2 separate regions of the Homo sapiens genome follow, and region 2 is linked to region 1. Evidence: chromatin contacts called from ENCODE Hi-C or POLR2A ChIA-PET data. All regions are on one chromosome and are shown on one strand. Each heading gives the region's core, a stretch centred on a gene start or an enhancer-like site at or near the end of the contact. The rest is flanking DNA. Distances are from core to core; before and after follow the strand shown.

Region 1 (2,731 bases), core at 113-2,612:
AGGCCTCTTCCTCTCCATCTCTGTCTCCCTTTCTCTCACACAGGCACGCCCCCGCCCAACATGGAGAAGCCCCATCTTTCCTCTAGGCACCTTTTTGGGCACCTGATTCCCTGGGATTCTGGCAAAGGCCCGAGAGTTCTCCCGGACCTTGTGCTTCTTGAGCCCAGGTGCCTCCCACTCAGTAGTTGGTTCCAGGCTCCTCACCTGATCCCACCGTGGAGGCACCTGGGCTGCTTCAAAAGCCCAGATTCCTGGCTCCAGCAATGGGAGTGAGAGGGGTTTCCCAGAGGATTCTGACACTTGGTCTGAGTGACGAACTCTCGTGTAGATGACGTGTTCCCCTTGCTACACCGACGGCATAGCAGTGAGGAACAGTGGAGAAAGGGCATATGTATGGGCTTGAGGTCAGAAGTTCCTGCTCTCACCTGCTGGATGGCACGTGACTTAACCTCTCTGATCTTGGTTTCCTCATTCACAAAACAGGGATGCCACCACCTAACTGACAGGGGCCAGGAAAGGCTGGTGGGTAGTGAAACCAGCTTAGGCCTCTTGCCTCCCCTCTGCCCATGTCCTCTTCCTGGAGTGCAGCCTCTCTCTACCTCATTCCGTCTCTCTCTGCAAATCCTGGTTGGGAATCTCCTCTCCAAACACCGAGGCAGGGCAGGCCCTCGGCAATCACACCCCCCAGCCCTCACCCCTCATGGCTGACCAAAGGAGGGGAGGTGGGGCCGAGGGCTGAGCCCCTCCCTTCCTGTGAACTTTTAAATCACAAGACGATGACGCTGTCTGGTTTTAAGTCCTGTGACTCCAGGACCTTCCAGGCAGAATCACTTATCTACACCTGCGGAGCATGTAATAGTTTACACAATGATTTCTCATTAACCCATGGGGCAGAAAATCTCCGCTTCACAACAGAAATGGAAGGGCACCCATGATGCCACAGTGCCTGGTCACGGTCTCTCCTTGGCCAAAGACCACCCTTCTGCCACCCCTGGCTCCACAGCCTCTGCCTCACTTTCGGGGCCTGTCACTGTGGAGACTGCAGGGCCCCTCCATCCTCCCTCCCACCTGGCTCCCCCAGACAAGCGCTCCCAGCCTGCAGTCCCTCCCCCAGGTCTCTGCCCCCAGCCCCTCTCCCTACACAAGCAGAGCAATCCTTCTAAACCATCTCACCCTCCTCACCTCCTCCCTGATCCCACCCAGGCTCAGGCCTTCCTGAGTGGCTCCTGGTCAGCAGCATCCTAAGCTCCTTACTCAGCCTGGCTGTCCAGGCCACTGGTGATTTGGTCCTCATAACCCTCCATACCAGCTCACACCACACCCATTCACACCCACCACTGGCCACAACCATTCACACCTGCCACCAGCCACACCCATTCACACCCACCACTGGCGACGCCCATGTTGGCACAAGCAGCTCCCTGCAGCAATCCCAGCTGTCCTTGTGTCTCTGAGCACCAAGAGCTGTCTCTTACCCCTGGCTTGCCCAGAGCCTGGCTCTGTCCCTTGACTGAGCAGGTACAGTGGCTATGGTGAGGCGAGGTGCTAGGGCACTCACCTGTGGCCTTCTTGAGGACAGGGGTGTGTTTTATTGGTTATTTATCCCTCTATCCACCCATTCACCCAAGCAGTTACAGAAGGCTATATGCCAGACACGTCAACAACTGACACGGTGACACTCGACGTGTAAAAACAAGTGTACAGTTTACCTTAAGAACATCTTGCTTGCACTTTTCTATTTTGTCTTGCAATTTCTTGAGCTGTTCAGGGTTGAGGGATGGGTCTGCCTTGCTGTTGGCTTCTCGTGAGATAGCCAGCTTCTCCTCTTTGCACGCTGCATGGTGGGCTTTCTTTGCTGCTTCTACCTACAGGGAGAATGAGTTCCTGAATGCCATGTCACTGGGAGTTCAGGATCCTCACTAGAAGTCACACAGACCATGGGAATGCTTGTGCTACCAAGAGGGGAGAAAAAGGCAGGTACAAAATTGTATGTATACTATCATAGCAACCAGTCACAACAGGAACGCACTCAACACATATTCATGGAGTACTTGCTTGTCCTGTGCATGGTTCGAGGCACCAGGAACACAGCAAGAAACACAAGGTCTTTGTGAAGCTTTCATTTGAGTTGCAGGAGGCAGATACAGTATAGGAAAAGTTACATGCCAGAGTCAATTAGAGGGCATTAAGTGTAGGGGAGGACAACTGAGACGGAGCATGGGGTGGGTGGAGAAAGCCACTGAGATGACATGGAACACGCACATGGAGCACGCACATGGAACACGCACATGGAGGGGTTATGGGCATCCCAGGAAGACCATGCCAGGCCGCAGGATCGGCAAATACAAAGAAAGTTCCAAGGAGGAACCCAGCATGAGAGAGAGGACCATACTAGGGGGCAGGGCCATCAGCCACATTTCCTCTGGTTTTAATGGTTTTTACACACACACACACACACACACACACTCTTAACAGATCCTTCCTTATTTGAGCCAAAGCCACAAATTTCATTCTAGAGGGAAGGAGGAGTTTATTAGCAAAGGCCTCATGAGACACAGACAGTTTCATTATGAATGGGGCCAGGGACAAAACAGAAGAGAAAGGAGATGTGACAAAAGCTAAGACACAGAGAAAAGGAGACACAGAGAAAACCATCCGGAAGGACAGAGGCATGTTCTGGATGATTCTGAGGCGGAGGAAGGCAGCGCAAGGCCAGAGAACATCTGGGTGT
Region 2 (2,731 bases), core at 100-2,599, 230 kb before region 1:
GAAGAGATCCATAGGGCAAGGGAAGGGGAAGTGTGTGGCACCTCCATGCCCTCTCCAGGCACACTACCCTCCAGGCACCAGCAAGTGTTCAGCTGTCCAGAAGCTCTCCCAACCCCGTCCATTATTTCTTTCTTTTTCTTTTCTTTTCTTTTCTTTTTTTCTTTTTTAAGACGGAGTCTTGCTCTTGTCGCCCAGTCTGGAGTGCAATGGCATGATTTTGGCTCACTGCAACCTCTGCCTCTTGGGTTCAAGTGATTCACCTGCCTTGCCTCCCGAGTAGCTGGGATTACAGGTGCCCGCCACCATGGTCAGCTAATTTTTGTATTTTTAGTAGAGACGGGGGTTTCATCATGTTGGCCAGGCTGGTCTTGAACTCCTGACCTCATGTGATCCACCCGCCTTGGCATCCCAAAGTGCTGGGATTACAGGCATGAGCCACCGCGCCCGGCCTATTTATTTCTATATATATTTATTATATTTAATAATATATATTATTATTTATATACATATTTTTAATTTTATTTTTTTGGCTGGGTGGGGTGGTACACGCCTGTAATCCCAGCACTTTGGGAGGCCGAGGCGGGTGTATCCCCTGAGGTCAGGAGTTCGAGACCAGCCTGACCAACATAGTGAAACCCCATCTCTACTAAAAATACAAAATTAGCTGGATGTGGTGGTGCACGCCTGTAATCCCAGCTACTCAGGAGGCTGAGGCAGGTGAATTGCTTGAACCCGGGAGGCAGAGGTTGTAGTGAGCAGAGATCGCGCCATTGCACTCCAGCCTGGGCAACAAGAGTGAAGCTCCGTTTCAAAAAAAAATTATTTATTTTTAAAAATTGAATTAACTTGGCTGGGTGTGGTGGCTCACCCCTGTAATCCCAGCACTTTGGGAGGCCGAGGGGGGAGGATCACCTGAGGTCAGGAGTCCGAGACCAGCCTGGCCAACATGGTGAAATCCCTGTCTCTACTAAAAATGCAAAAATTAGCCTGGAGTGGTGGCGCATGCCTGTAATCCCAGATTGCTTGAACCCGGGAGGCGGAGGCTGCAGTGAGCGGAGATCACGCCACTGCACTCCACCCTGGGCGACAGAGCCAGACTCTGTCTCAAAAAAAAAAAAAAAAAAAAAAAAAAAAAAGGAGAGTTGTATTATTATTTGTAGATGAAGAAAACTGGTTCTGTCCAACCAATGCAGAATAGATCTCAATGGATCTTTGAGCGTCCAGAAATAGACCTAAGTGTAAAAGGGGGCATTTGCAGTTGAGTAGGATGGGCTGGGTACTGTCGCCAGGTCTGTAGTCCCAGCAATTTGGGTGCGCTTGATGTCAGGTTCCGGCCTCCAGGGGGCGCGCCCGAGCCAGGAAAAGGCTCCCGGCGCCCGGGGCGCGGGTCCAGCCGGCTCCATCCGAAATCTCCACTCCCACCGGCTTCGGCTGGGGGTTCTGCCGCTGCTCTGCTCCAGCCGAGCCCCAAATCCTGCCTCCTCTACCCCTTCCTCGGACCCAGCCCGTGCCCACCTTGGGTCCCGGCAGCCTGGGAGGGGTGCGCCTCTTGGGGCTCATCCCCCACAACCTCCACGCTCTGGAGGTGTTCAGGTTCCTTCGAGTCCGTGTCCCCGAGCCCCGCGCCGCTACGGGGAGCCCTGCAGACGCCTCGGTGGGGAAGAGAGGCCGCTGTCCCGGGATAGGTGCTGCCCCTTGGGCTGCGGGGCTCCGCGGAGAGCGGCCGAGAGAGCGGGAGCCCGGGCCGGGCGGGCCGGGGTGGACGGTCGTGGGGGCTGCCGGGGAGGCCCGGGAGCGGGAGGAGGTGACGGTCGGAGACGGGTGATTCTTGTGAGGGCACGCGGAGCCGGGGCGGGATGGGGGCCCTACCTTGTCCAGGCGCCCTCTGGATCCGGGTCTGCCTCGAGGCGGCGGAAGCCCCACGGGGCGCTGGGCGGCGCCCTCCCCTGCCTTGCCCTCGTGGGGTTACTCCCCGCAGAGCTCCCAGCTGGCCCCCCAGGACTCGTGGGGGTGAGGGGAGGGGGATGTGAAGCTCCCGAATGGAGGCCGAGAGGGCAGCGGGGCAGGGGATGCTCAGGAGTTCAAGTCCAGCCTGGGCAACATGGCAGGGCCCATCCCAGGGTGTCCAGGGCAAAAACAGTTCCCGCTCATGGGCTCAGAGAGGTCACGCCTGCCCCTGCCGAGGACAGAGCCTGTCACAAAGAAAACGGCACGCTCTGGAAGTTTCTTCCATCCCTTTCCACCTCCTCCTTCAAAACAGAGTCTGCGTCCTTTTGGCCGGGCTCGGTGGCTCACGCCTGTAATCCCAGCACTTTGGGAGGCTGGGGCAGGCAGATCACGAGGTCAAGAGATCGAGACCATCCTGGCCAACATGGTGAAACCCTGGCTCTACTAAAACTACAAAAATTAACTGGGCGTGGTGGCGCATGCCTGTAGTCCCAGCTACTTGGGAGGCTGAGGCAGGAGAATCGCTTGAACCCTGAAGGCGGAGGTTGCAGTCGACAGAGATCATGCCACTGCACTTCAGCCAGGTGACAGAGCGAGACTCTGAGACTCCGTCTCAAAAAACAAAACAAAACAAAACAAAACAAAAGAAAGACAGGAGCTCCTCCCCTTCTATAATTACAAACTTTTAACAGTTTTCCCTCAGGTTATCATTTTTATTTCATGAGAAAGTTCTGGCTAATGAGAACCCAAAACCCAAAGGAGGTGTTGATTTCAGGCACAGTGC

The links. A loop is a pair of places that touch in the nucleus more often than their neighbours do. ChIA-PET counts read pairs that join two places held with the same protein, here RNA polymerase II (POLR2A). Pooled maps may share reads with other maps.
Region 2: a map with no recorded cell type shows a loop between it and region 1 (10-fold over the local background). The contact joins two enhancer-like sites. A Hi-C loop is called at or near these places in 1 of 37 single-sample maps with no recorded cell type and 2 of 50 pooled maps. POLR2A ChIA-PET finds 5 or more read pairs at or near these places in 4 of 52 experiments (GM12878, H1, activated CD8-positive, alpha-beta memory T cell and 1 more).

What each region holds. Positions count from the first base shown.
Region 1 is chr22:42,886,934-42,889,664 of GRCh38, forward strand. PACSIN2 (protein kinase C and casein kinase substrate in neurons 2) reads right to left here. Exons shown (of 11, transcript NM_001184970.3): 5 at 1,710-1,865. Among named protein-coding and RNA genes, the nearest start is that of ARFGAP3, 31 kb to the left of the region's middle. Within about 2 kb of position 1,363, at least 8 of the 41 ENCODE cell types and tissues checked have a DNase peak (open chromatin) inside an H3K27ac peak, as active enhancers do.
Region 2 is chr22:42,660,807-42,663,537 of GRCh38, forward strand. No RefSeq gene overlaps it. Among named protein-coding and RNA genes, the nearest start is that of CYB5R3, 13 kb to the left of the region's middle. RefSeq lists silencers at 1,301-1,440, 1,571-1,620, 1,661-1,940. Within about 2 kb of position 1,350, at least 9 of the 41 ENCODE cell types and tissues checked have a DNase peak (open chromatin) inside an H3K27ac peak, as active enhancers do.